Linked DNA regions of Homo sapiens: region 2 is linked to region 1. Evidence: chromatin contacts called from ENCODE Hi-C data. All regions are on one chromosome and are shown on one strand. Each heading gives the region's core, a stretch centred on a gene start or an enhancer-like site at or near the end of the contact. The rest is flanking DNA. Distances are from core to core; before and after follow the strand shown. Region 1 holds the start of LINC01798 (long intergenic non-protein coding RNA 1798). Region 2 holds the start of CYP26B1 (cytochrome P450 family 26 subfamily B member 1).

Region 1 (5,974 bases), core at 2,074-4,573:
AGCGCGCGGAGGGGTGACCCGTGGGGCGCGGCAAGCCAGAATCAAGGCCCTAAAAATGCTTCCCCCATCTCCCCACTGAGACCCCCAGGGTACTATTTTCAGAGCAAAGGCGCTTTAAAGCTCAAATGTTGGCGAACTGATTGCTCAATACGTTGTTTGTTTTTCCTTTCAGCTCCGCCTAGGGAGAGAATGTTTCAGACTCCTTGGCGGGTAGAGCGGGCCGAAAAGGGAGCCCTCCCTCTCCCAGCCATCAGCTGTCTTCCTCAGGTCCCCGACCCCACCTTTCTCGCTCACTACTTTTTCCCCAAACCCTGGGATTCCCAGGCTCCTGTAGTCTCCGCACCGTGGCCACCTTAAGTGAAACGCGCCGCTAGCAGCCAGTGGGTAAGGCATGGCATGGGAGACGAGAATGAGACAAGGAAAAGTGCCCAGCCAGGCAGGGCGCCCCACTACCCAGTTCCACGCCTCTCTCCATCGGCGTCCAAGCGCCTACCCGGGAGCTTTGCAGCATGAAGTTACGTTTTTACTGCCTTCCGGTGGGCCAAGGGCCTGAGGGTATCCGAAAGGCTGGGGAAAGTTTGCAGAGCTTTTAAAGTGATCCTGAGGAGCTTCTGCCTAAGGCGTCGGGGTGCTGTCTACGGCTTCCCGGCTGCGGCTCCAGACTCGGGCACTCTCCTCCCAACGCCCTCCTAGTGGGCCGTGCACGCGTTCCATGTGCCCTCCAGCCCCCAGGCTCTCTGGGTCGCGCTCCCAGGGCCACTATGGGACTCTGGAGTCTGGGGCCCCCGATGTGGCAAAGTCTATTAGGAAGTCTCCAGGCTACTACAAAGCACTCCGTGAGGTTCCGAGGAAAGAGCGCCCGGACCTGCACCCAGGAGGTGCCTCTCCACAACCTCCTTCGCAGACCCCTGGTCGCCCCATCTCCAGAGACAAAGTCAACAGTCCCTTAGACTAGACTCAGATGGGGGTGAGGGCAGGAGGGTAAGGCAGGCGCCCGTGCAGCCCCCCCACCCCCGCCACCCCCCGCGACCAGAGCTGTGGTCTCTGGGCAAAGACCTGCCCGCCCACGCACTGGGGCCTAGGCCGGGACCCAGCGCATCGAGGGACTCAGGGGTAGCACGTCCTGGCTGGAGCTCTGCGCAGTTGCCCGCTGGATTTCCTCTCGGGGCACGGAGCCGGGCCCAACCCCAGGACTGGAGCCTATACCCTTCCGCTCCTCCCGCAGACTTGGGGGACACTGCACACAGCAACTAACCCCGATCGCAAAGTCGAGCGCGAAGTCTGCACGCCGCGTGGGAGACGCGAGAGGGAGGGGGAGGGCAGGGCTTGCGTTTTTCCTTTTCAGAATCCTTCGACTTCACTACGAAGTTTGCTGGTAGGCGCCTCTGCTCCGGGGTCGGAGCCTCCCACCAAGGCTCCTTCCCCTCCCCTTCTCCCCGCCCCCGCGAGCCGAAGCAGCCGCAGCCTCCACCAGGACCCGGCCGCCCGCTCGATCCCCCTGACCCGGACCCTGCGCCCAGGTTGCAGCGCCGCCCTCCCGGCCTTGCCCCCGGGCTCGGCTGGGGGCTCTTTTCCCCGGGGCGAAACTCGCCCGCCTGGCTCACTTCAAGGAGACACCCGCTGCCTCCCGAGGAACTCCTAATACCATCCATACAGCTTTAATGCGTTTATAATTCGATAAGTGATTTCAATTTGAAATTGTTAGTAACTAATTTTATGGGTAATTTTTCCACATCAAATATTTAAGCATCAGATTAAGGGAGCCAGTTCCGACACTGGATAATAAGGGGGTTTCCCCCACTCCCGCGCCTCCGCCTCCCTCCGTTTCCTACCGAGTCGTTTTTCGAAATCCCCAAAAGATGGCAGTCGAAGCCGACTTTCCTCTTTTCCTGTGGCTCTGCGAAGGGAGGGGGAGAGAGGAGGATGGGGGAGTGCGAGAGTGGGGGGCGGAGAGAGAGAGAGAGACAGAGAGAGAGAAGGAGGAGGAGGAGAAGGAGAAGAAAAAAAGGGGGGAGAGAAAAGCTAGACGGTGCATGGACTTTTCAGACGAATTCTTTCACACGTTTCTAATACAAGCGAAAAGCAGTGGTGAATTTCCTGGAAAAGTCCTGGCAGAAATGAAAGCCAAAAAACGTGCCTTGTGGCCTCAGGGTACGGGATGTGAGAAACTCAGCACATTCAAGCTAAATCTTCATTTTAGAACAGGAGAGGGAGAGGGAGACCCAGAGAGGAACCGACTCGACTGACTTTAGGGTCTTTCTTTGTATTTTAACATTGTATATAAATACTACACAACTAGGCAACGTGTTTCCTCGAGGACTGGACTCTGCGAATTACATAATGAGGGGAAAGAGGTAGGGGTGGGGAAGGGGAAGGGGTGGGGGCAGACTGCAGCGGGCGGAGGGGAGACTGGGGCGAGCAGCGGATGAATTGCAGACCAGTTGCCAAAACTTTTTTTTTTTCCCTGCTGCTGCTGCTGCGGCTGCCTTTGCTGCTGCCTTTGCTTTGAATGTGGGTAACTAGGAAACAGCAAGCCGTCTGAGAAGACGGAATTTCCAACGTGTAAAATGTTCTTAACGGAACCATTGAGCGAGTGCAATAAGGCGTGAGGGGGAACTAATCTTCCCATTTAAATGTTTGTGGCAATTTTATCTAAATGAATTTTAATGCTAAACGAGGGTAATTCCCCATTTGTAGCGCGTTTACTTCTCTTTCCTGTGCTTCTAAAGCAGTCGAACATCATGCAATGAACAATAACAATAAAAATACTGTCAAGGCATATTATTCATTTTGAATGTGTTATAATTACAGCTGATTAAATATGATAGGGTAAAATATTTTTAATTTTTTGAAAAAAAAATTTAAATCATATTAAAAAGTAGTCTCATTCAGCCAGAGCCAGCCCCCTTTCCACCCCCCCCCCACCCCCCCACCCCCCCACCACCAAATAAAAATAAAAACCAGGTACAATTTTGTGCCCTTGTTTAGAGGAGGGCGTTTTGTTTTTGCCTTTTAGGAAACATCAAAAACACTCTCAGCACCTCTATTATTTGCCTCTTTCGGATAAGTGTCCTCAATAACCTTCGAGCTGGCTCTGAAATTTACAAGAGGAAAAGCTAAAATAGCATTAAGAGGGGAGGGCATCGAGGCAGGGGAAGAAAGGAACTGCGAAGAGCGAGGCTCTCACCTAAATGGCTCACAGAGGGGGAACTCACGGAAATAGCAGTTTATTTTTTCTAATTCCTGGACACTGCTGATCTCGATTCTTCAGAGTCACCATATTCCCTAACTACTCTTCACTTGTAAACCTCCCTCCCCTAGCGCCTCTCTCTTTCTCTCTGTCTCTCCCTCTCGCCTCTCTCCCTCTCCCCACCACACCTCCTCCCCTTTCTTTCCCTCCCCCACCCATCCTGAGCCTCCTCAGGAATAAAGGCTGAAAATAACCAACTCACCCGGGCATGTACTGGAGAGGAGGAGCAAATAGACAGTTTATAAAGTTTATTATTAATTGTTAAAGTAAATAAATGGTTGTTAACTGCTAGCAACCACCTATCAAAAGAGAATGATTTCACTCACATCGACTATTTAGGTAGAGGAAGAATTGCCACTAGGTCAACAAGGGAGATTTAAACAATCCCATCTATGGGCTGGGGAGGGGTAGAAGCGCTGCCAGAGATGGCTGCAGTAGGCTGAGCCTTGCTCTCTGCGCATCCACGTGTTTAGAAACAAGGCCCCATCAGCAAAAGGTGAGAATGCATTGCTACTCCAGCAGGTGAGTCAGTCAATCACACATCACCTAGTAAAGCCAACCCACAGCTGGTTTCTCTTTTCGAATAGAAAATAGAATTGCTAAGGGCCGGTTTATAGGGTGACTTGGGCCTGAATGTCAGACTTGAGTTTAAGGCTCTCTCTCCTCCGACCCATCCTTTGTTTACAAAGCAATCACTACTGAAAGGCTTATTTTTTAAAACGAATTTGCCTTAATTAAAATATTTGTATATTTTCCTTAGCTTTGGGAAGCACTTTTTATAGCAGCAATTTTATTTAAATAAAATTATAAGCTATTCCAGCTTAAACATATTATTTTCTACCATTTAGCCGGCTGCCATGCAGAAATCTTGTACAGCTGTTCTGGAAAATTGGTTAATAACCAGTTTTATCCAATGAGAACATAGAGCATATTTATAAAAATTAGATTTTGAAGTCTGGTCTCTTCAATTCATGTAGTTAATTTCCTAATAAACATATACTGCTCATCCTAGGTAACATCCTTTAGTAAAAGACTTAACTTTGTACTTAGGTTTGCCTTTATGTGCAAGAATAATTTCACTGATATTAGATGAGTAATTCTGTTGGATGTAATTCTGAGTCTAGAGTTAGTTTAGTGCCTTTAGGCCTCAAATTTGCTGATATTAGGAGTTCATTAAGTCAGCTTAAAGAAATCAGTGGTTATTATTAAACAACTTACTTTGCGGTTAAAATTGTCAAATACATATATGGCTTAGGGAGCCAAAATTAATTTTTATATTTACTGTATTAATCTTTAAAAATCTGGGGGGCAGTAAACAAATTTTTCAAGCAGTGGAGTCAGCATGACAAAAATAATCTTGTTTTTATTTTAGATTCAGATTTCATTACTGCACTCAAACGACTACAACTGGGCTTGGCGTTATTATACAATCCAAACTGTTTCCATCAGAAACGCTAAGACTCAGTGTGCAATGATTGTTATTAATAATTAGCTCCTTGGTTTCTTGATAGAAAAAGGCTATCAACAAGCATTTGTTTATCCACAACAAAAAGTATAATTAGCTTATCCCACTTAGTAAATCTTGTATGCATGCCAACTCATACCAAACTGCTACTTTTACAAAAAAAAATTGCAATAATACAGTTCATTTTTCCAGTCCTTTTTGCACAAAATTTATTTACAATGTCTACATAAATGCTCCAAGGTGGGACTATGAAAAAATACACACATGACCGATGCTTTGCTCAGAAATAAAGTCAACATATTAAAAATAAATCTTCAGTCTATGTTTTAGAGCTGCTTAAAACAGGAAGTGATGTATAAGGTGGTGGTTGTTGCATGGGGACAATGATGCTTGATGTGACAATTAGGCTTCTAAACACACGGCCTTTTGGTTTCCATGCCTCCTCCTACCAGTCTCCTTAAGACACTGCCTGCAACAGCTGATTAATCATTGTTGATGACTGCAGTTTTTCCCATCCTTCCCGATTTACATCTGTTCAGGCCAATTCAAATATGGTGAGTAAATGAATTAGACATGCAAATTCAAGCCCCAGGCTAGAAAGAGGGAGAGAGAGGAAAAGAGAGAGAAAGAGAGAGAGCGCGCGCATGGCTGAAATCCTAGGCGAGAAGAAAGATTCTTCTGCCTGATAGTTATTTTAATGCTCTAAAAATCCTGCAAATCAGACCTTCCTGTCCCTTGCAGGATAACTGTAAGGCTTTTTAATGTAAGGAGGCTTCTGGAGGAAGTGAAGAGCTATGGAAACAACACACATAGTGTGGAAAAATTTCACATTTTTTTTAAAAAATCTATAAGAAACAACGTAATATGGATAACAGTATAATAGCATTTACAATATTTCACTCTTTGTTCTCTTAATGTCTTATATAGTTATTTAGCATGTCCCCCAAATTGACTTCAGTTGGTATTTCCTGCTTTTTAAAGGTCCCTATGAAGAATTAGGGATGCTCCTTGGTCCAGAGTAGATGCCAAGAATGGAACTCCACAGTCATTGCAGAAAAAACATGATTTGAAATCAGTCACCATTGCAGACAATGCATATTCCCTTAAGCTACTGAGCATGAATGTCCATGACTTGTCCACTCATTGTTGGGTCTCCTGTATTAAGAACTGTGGGGCTTGATGCTGACATTGGCATTCCAGGGTGGGGCGGTCCTCCATGCATCATCACTGTTGGGTGGTGAGGGTGTCCAGGAATGTAC
Region 2 (5,974 bases), core at 1,046-3,545, 5.6 Mb before region 1:
CAGCTCCATGTTAACACAGGCTCGCAGGAGGAGAGGCCAGATGACAGATGCACGGATGCGCAGACACACTCATGGCTCTACAAAGAATACACAAACCCACAGACATACCACGTCGCTCCTCAGACGTCGGGCCGACGCAAGGCCACGCGCGCGAACACACAGGTGCGGCCCCGGGCCACACGCACACCGTACACAGGCACGCGCGCCGGGCCCTCTGCTGCCAGCGCTGAGAAGGTGGCCGTGCTCACCCAGCATGTTTATTTACTCATTTGTATCAATGAACGTTTGTGCCCGTCTTCTCCCGCCTCTGGGTACCGGGGCCGCCGCGTTTGTCCCCGCGCAGGACACTTGCCGGACCAGTATCGGGGTTCCCCGACGCTGCGGGCGGTGGAGGGGGACTACAAAAGCAGGGGAGGGGGGTCCCAATGTGCAGGAAAGGAGGGGCTGCAGAGTCAGCAGCCTGGGACGCTGACGGGGACAGGAGAACCTCCAGGTTCCGTAGGGTAAGAGACATATGGCGGGGGCGGACCTTAGCATCGGAGGTGTGAGGATATAGGGATCGGGAATGGGGGATCTGGCTTAGGGGGATTGGGACTGGTAACTCAGGGGTCCCTGGAGATAAGAGCCAGCGGGATCCCGGGGGTTGGAAGCTCGGGACCCTAAGGCACAGTTTCGAGGGCTTTGGGCGCCTGCCAGTCGAGGGGGCAGTCCGGCCAGGACCTCCGCTGCCGGGGCTTCGGCCCAGGAGGGACTGCTCGGAGCTGGAGGAGGGGACCGCTGACCTGGGAAGGAGGAAAAGAGGAAGGGAAGGAGCCTAGAAGCCAAGCAGGCACTAAGCGAGTGCGCACCGTGTGTGCGGAGGTGTGTGTGTTGTGTGTGTGCGCGTGTGTGTTGTGTGTGTGTGCGCGTAGGTGCGCGCGCGTGTGTCTCATCTCGTCCGTCTGTAGGCGCTGGGCTCAGCGAGACGCCGGCGAGAAAGAAGAGGAGGCGAGAGGTGAACTGAGTTTGATCCTGCGGCGGCTACAAGTGGGTCCCGGGCGGGCTGCGGGCGGCGGGCGGCGGGCGGCCGGGGCGGGGCGGGAGGCCGGGCTGCGCTCTCCAGCTCCGGCCGCGGGCCCGGCCTCTCACCACGCCTCCGGCTTTGTGAGCGCGCGGGTTGGGGCGGGGGGGTGCTGGCGGGGCGCCCACGGCGCAGCCTCCCGCCTCTATATAAACACACGCATCGCCTCGCTTTGGACTCAAATTCACATTGAGAGAAGCTTTTAAAACCACCAGCCCTGAAATCCTGCCTCCTGCTTTTCCCCCTCTTTCATTCCTTTTGCCTTCCTTTCTTTTTTCCCCATTTCTTCCCCCAGCAGCAACTCCAGAGCCGAGAGACCGCGTCCCGGGACGGACTGCCTTTTCTTAATTGATACAATAGCCCAGCTCGGGTTTTCCACCTCCTCCCCCAACCCCACCCCGCCTCACCCCTCCCGCCCGCTGCCGCCGCCGCCGCCGCCGCCGCCGCCGCCGCCGCCCCATCGCCCGCCCGGGGCTCTGTCGCCGGCTGCGTCCCGTCCCGGCCGCGGCCCGCCGGCTCCGCACCCGCGCTCGGGCCGCAGCGCCCGCCTCGCCGCCTCGCCCGCCGCTCCTGCCTCGGGGGTGCTGCGGCGGCTCTGGGGCTCGAGCGCGCCGCCCCGGGCAGCCCAGGGACTTTTAGGCTCCGGCCTCTCCACTCGCCTCAGCCAGGGAGCTTTCTCCCTCGCCCCCAAAGTTTCTGGGTTCGTTGGAATTTTTGGATTCAGGAATTTTTTCTTTTTTTCTTTTTTTCACCTAGGAATTTTGGGGCCATACTGCAATACTTTTGACAAATCGACCGCACTTTCTCTCTGCTAGCTCTCTGCCCCCTTCTTTTTTTCCGAGCAGGGGAAGGGGCTTACGAGAGAGAGGCTCCCTCTGGACAAAGTTTTCCAAAGTTTTCCGAGTGTGATGGTAGCGGGGAGAGCAAACCCACCAGCTTGACTCACGGCTTCATCTCACCACCCCTTGAGCAGCCCCTAAGCCCGCTATAAAGGAACAAACAAACAAACAAACAAACAAAGTTGCACCCCAGTCGCCTCGTGTTTCCTCTCTTCTTTTAGGCAATTTTTTTCCTCCCTCTCTCCGCTCCCCTCGCAGCCTCCACTCCCTTTCCCTTGGCCCCTTCCTCCTTCTCTGTTTCGGCTGGAGGTGCCAGGACCCCCGGCCGCAGCCTCCCCTCCCCCGCCGCTCCGGTCCCCTCCCGTCGGGCCCTCCCCTCCCCCGCCGCGGCCGGCACAGCCAATCCCCCGAGCGGCCGCCAACATGCTCTTTGAGGGCTTGGATCTGGTGTCGGCGCTGGCCACCCTCGCCGCGTGCCTGGTGTCCGTGACGCTGCTGCTGGCCGTGTCGCAGCAGCTGTGGCAGCTGCGCTGGGCCGCCACTCGCGACAAGAGCTGCAAGCTGCCCATCCCCAAGGGATCCATGGGCTTCCCGCTCATCGGAGAGACCGGCCACTGGCTGCTGCAGGTAAGGGCGCGCTCGCTCCGCTGCACTCCGGGGTCCGCTAGCTGCGAGCGCGGGGCAGACGGAGCGGCGGGCCGGCCAGGGGGCGCCGGGAGCCTGAAGGCACTGGTCCCCGCCCCGCCCCTTCCCTCCTCTCTGCCGCAGCAGCCCGGGCTTCCCCAGCCCGCCGGCAGCGCGGTTCCGGGACCACTGGCGCCCGCGGCGCAGGTTCAGGGGGCTGGTAAGAGGGGTTCCCGGACCTGAGGGGGCTCCCAAGATGGACTTGCCTGGGTCGCGGCTGGCCTGGCAGGGGGCGTGGAGCGCCCCGGGGGCGCCTAGCGAGGCGCGGTCCCGGGGGAGGGTCCGGTCCTGAGCCGCTTTCGCCTCCCCTCGGTGCTGCAAGCCCCCAGTCGCCCTCGGCTTTCTGGGGTTGGCTGTGTCGCTGGGAGCCGAAAATTGAGTCGGGAGAGGAGGGGGCTGGTGGCAGCTTGAATTGCCGATTTAAAACTGTGTTCCTGCGGCGCCGTCGGCAGCGCCAGGTACAGTGTCCCTGGTCCGCGGTCCGCGCGAGTGTGTCTGTTTTGTGGTGGAAGAGGAAGAAGGTAACCCAAGGAAAAATGAGAATCCAGGGCTCTAGGCTTTCGGGGAAAAGGGTCTATTTACTTATTGGGTGGGGACAGTTTGGCAGGAGAGGGAAACTTGGGAGAGGTGAGTGTGGGATCCATAGAGAGAGAGTGCGTGTGTGCTTGTTAGATGCCGCACAACCCCACTCTGCTGGTGATAACGGGGGTGAGGCGCGTCAGGGACCAGACCCAGGTAGGTAATGGGGAGATTAACCTGGAGTTCACCTCATCAAGTGCCAGACAATCGCTTTTGCAATGTGATACACACCGGTTTTCTTCTTGGGGTGGGGGAGCGGAGCGCCTCTGCAGTAACTGCGGGAGGTGTATTTGTGTGTACGCGCGTTTGTTCTGTTAGGGGAAGCAGGGATGTCCTGAAACTGACAATCCCCGCACTAGAGAGGTGAAGCGAAAGGTGAGCGCTGCGACCTGTGGGTTTACAGGTGCGAAAGCTTGGCTTGAAATTAACAGACGCGTGCAATCCGCGCGCTCGCGCACACACGCACTCACCCTGCCCCGGGACGAGTGACAGCGGAGCGGGGGCGGGGAGGGGGTTCGAAGTTCCTCTGCCCTGTGGTCTTTCCACGTCCCGGATTAGGCCCATCTCTTTTTGGGGTTGTTCGTGCAATGAGGTGGGGGTCCTTTCAACCAATGGATGTATCACCCCCCCACCCCCCGCAAAGAAATCCCCAGAGCCTTTCCCTCGCCACCACACTTAAAGTGTCAACTGCAGCGGTGCTCTAGGCTTTGGGCCGCGAATTTAGGAAATAAAATAACTTGGGCAACGGCTCCCGCCTTTTAGAGCCAGTCTGCTGAATCCACGGTCTGTCACCACCCACCCCCACTTCGTTTCCTGACCTCTCTGCCCCCCCTCAGGTCCCCATGACCTTTTCTCCGAATCCCACAAGAGCCCCTGGGGGTCAGCGTCCAACCTGCACAGAAGTTAGGGAGGAGGAAACCTAAGCCTCCCCATCCCTCCAACCCGGGGCCCTAGATCTGGAGGTGAGGAGGGAAATAGGGGGTACGTGTACAGGAGCGCCTAAGGGGTTAATGAGAGCCCTCTGAATCCCAGCGTTATTTTTTCGGAGTCATTTATCAGATTTTACGGGGGGACCTCCAAGGGCTCTCCGTTTCCACCGAGCGCCATCTAAACAGAGCCCAGGGCTAAAAATACAACATTTTTGTATAAATTGGACTCGCGGCCCGAGCGGCCGCCCCTATGAAAGTACTCTTTGTGAAGACCGTGGAAACGGCGGACAAATAACTCTTTATTAATGCCACAAAAAACGCACTTTAATTATAGTTAGGCAGATCAGAGGCGGGGGGTGGGGGCGAGGCGGCGGCGACCTCGGAAAATTCACAACCCAACTTTTGTGTTGAAAGAAAAGAAAAACAGAGGAAAAGAAGGAGAGGAAAGACGGAGAGTGAGACGGAGCGAGGGAGACGGGTATAGCAGACGGAGGGAGGGAAACCCTCGCCTCACCACCCCTTCTGTCGCACCCCACCTCCGCCTAGATTTTTCTTAAAGGGGTAGACGCCGTCTAGAAGGGCTGCACGGCAGGGGGAATTATCCCCGCCTTCCAGCCTGGGAGGGGGACAGCGTTCCCGCGGCCCAGCCCCCCTCCTGGCTGCGCGGGCGCTCCCAGCTCGTTCCCCGTCGCGCGCCGGGCCGGAGGCGCATGTGGAAAAGTGATTAGGGCTCCGGGTTCTGCAGAGTCACTTTTCGGCTGTACTGGCGTGTGTGCACATTTAGCTGGAAGTAGTTTTCTGTGGAAAAAAGGAAAGTGAGGAGGGGGACCAACCCGGGCTAGGGGGACTGAGTTGTCCCCTCGGGGGTGCAGGAGCGGGTAGATCTGGAGCCCGAGTCGGTACGCTCGTGGGCTGGCAGGCGGGGCGGCTAGACAGGTGGCGCCCCTCCCCTTTGCGCCGGGTGCTGCCCCGGCAGGAGAAGGGTTAACGTGGGGTGGGGTAACTAGTGCCGACGTCAAAGGTGAGCGGGACGCCCTTGCCCCCGCCCCTCTGAGGTCTCCACGGTTTCCGGTACCCGCGCCCGGCCGGCTCCGCCAGCCGTTTCGAGAGTCCGGCCGGCCCCGGCCCCGCCATCCTCGGCTTGCGCCGCCACCACCGGGGATCTGGTTACCTGCGCGGGTCGCCCTGCCCGGTCCCGCCCCGCCCCGCGCTCGGGTTCCAAACTCCAGGGCGGCAACCAAAGTCCGTCTCCGTTATTTCCAGGGCAAAATGCATTAGGAAAATCGCGGCTCTGGGCCCGTGACCCCGCCCTGCAGAGTCCTCCGAGGGCCGCCGGGTCCCTGCGCGGGCCACACCGGAGAGCGGAGGAAACTCCAACCCCCATCTGTAGTTGCTGCCTCCGGGCACCGACCGCTTACCGCTATAAATAATCTTTGGCCTGCGGCCACCCCGCGGGGTCTCGCCAGCCCGTGGCCCGGAGCCTGGAAATATTTATTCCGAGAGGCTCCCGAGCGCGGGGTGGGGGTGTGGGGGTGGGGGTGGGGGCGGAGACTCCCGCTTCGGGTCCAGCTGTCCGGGATACCTCTTTCCTCTCGAAAGTCATTACCAAAAAACAGCCTCCTGGGGGTGCCCCTGGGCCTCCGCCTCCTTGCATTATTTATTATCCTCTAGGCCCTACTTCGCAGTTCTTGTGCACGCTATGAAAAATAAAACCTGCGTGCTCGTCTGTGTGAGTGTGTTTGGTGGGGAGAGGGGGCAGGTGACTGTACCCCGGGTTGGGGTCCGCCGCCCCTCCCTCGCGGGCCCTCTGCAGAAGTGCACCCTGAGAGAGACCCGGGTGTGGCTCCCGCAGGGTTCTGGCTTCCAGTCGTCGCGGAGGGAGA

The links. A loop is a pair of places that touch in the nucleus more often than their neighbours do. Pooled maps may share reads with other maps.
Region 2: a map with no recorded cell type shows a loop between it and region 1 (27-fold over the local background). The contact joins the promoter of CYP26B1 here to the promoter of LINC01798 in region 1. A Hi-C loop is called at or near these places in 2 of 37 single-sample maps with no recorded cell type and 6 of 50 pooled maps.

The regions. Positions count from the first base shown.
Region 1 is chr2:66,571,379-66,577,352 of GRCh38, reverse strand. LINC01798 (long intergenic non-protein coding RNA 1798) reads right to left here and starts at 3,323. Exons shown (of 6, transcript NR_110156.1): 1 at 3,188-3,323. It overlaps MEIS1 (Meis homeobox 1), which reads right to left. Exons shown (of 13, transcript NM_002398.3): 13 at 3,484-5,974. RefSeq lists enhancers at 1,634-2,089, 4,484-5,974.
Region 2 is chr2:72,144,183-72,150,156 of GRCh38, reverse strand. CYP26B1 (cytochrome P450 family 26 subfamily B member 1) reads left to right here and starts at 2,295. Exons shown (of 6, transcript NM_019885.4): 1 at 2,295-2,526; 2 at 5,944-5,974. The coding sequence starts at 2,323. RefSeq lists enhancers at 2,406-2,907, 3,097-3,619.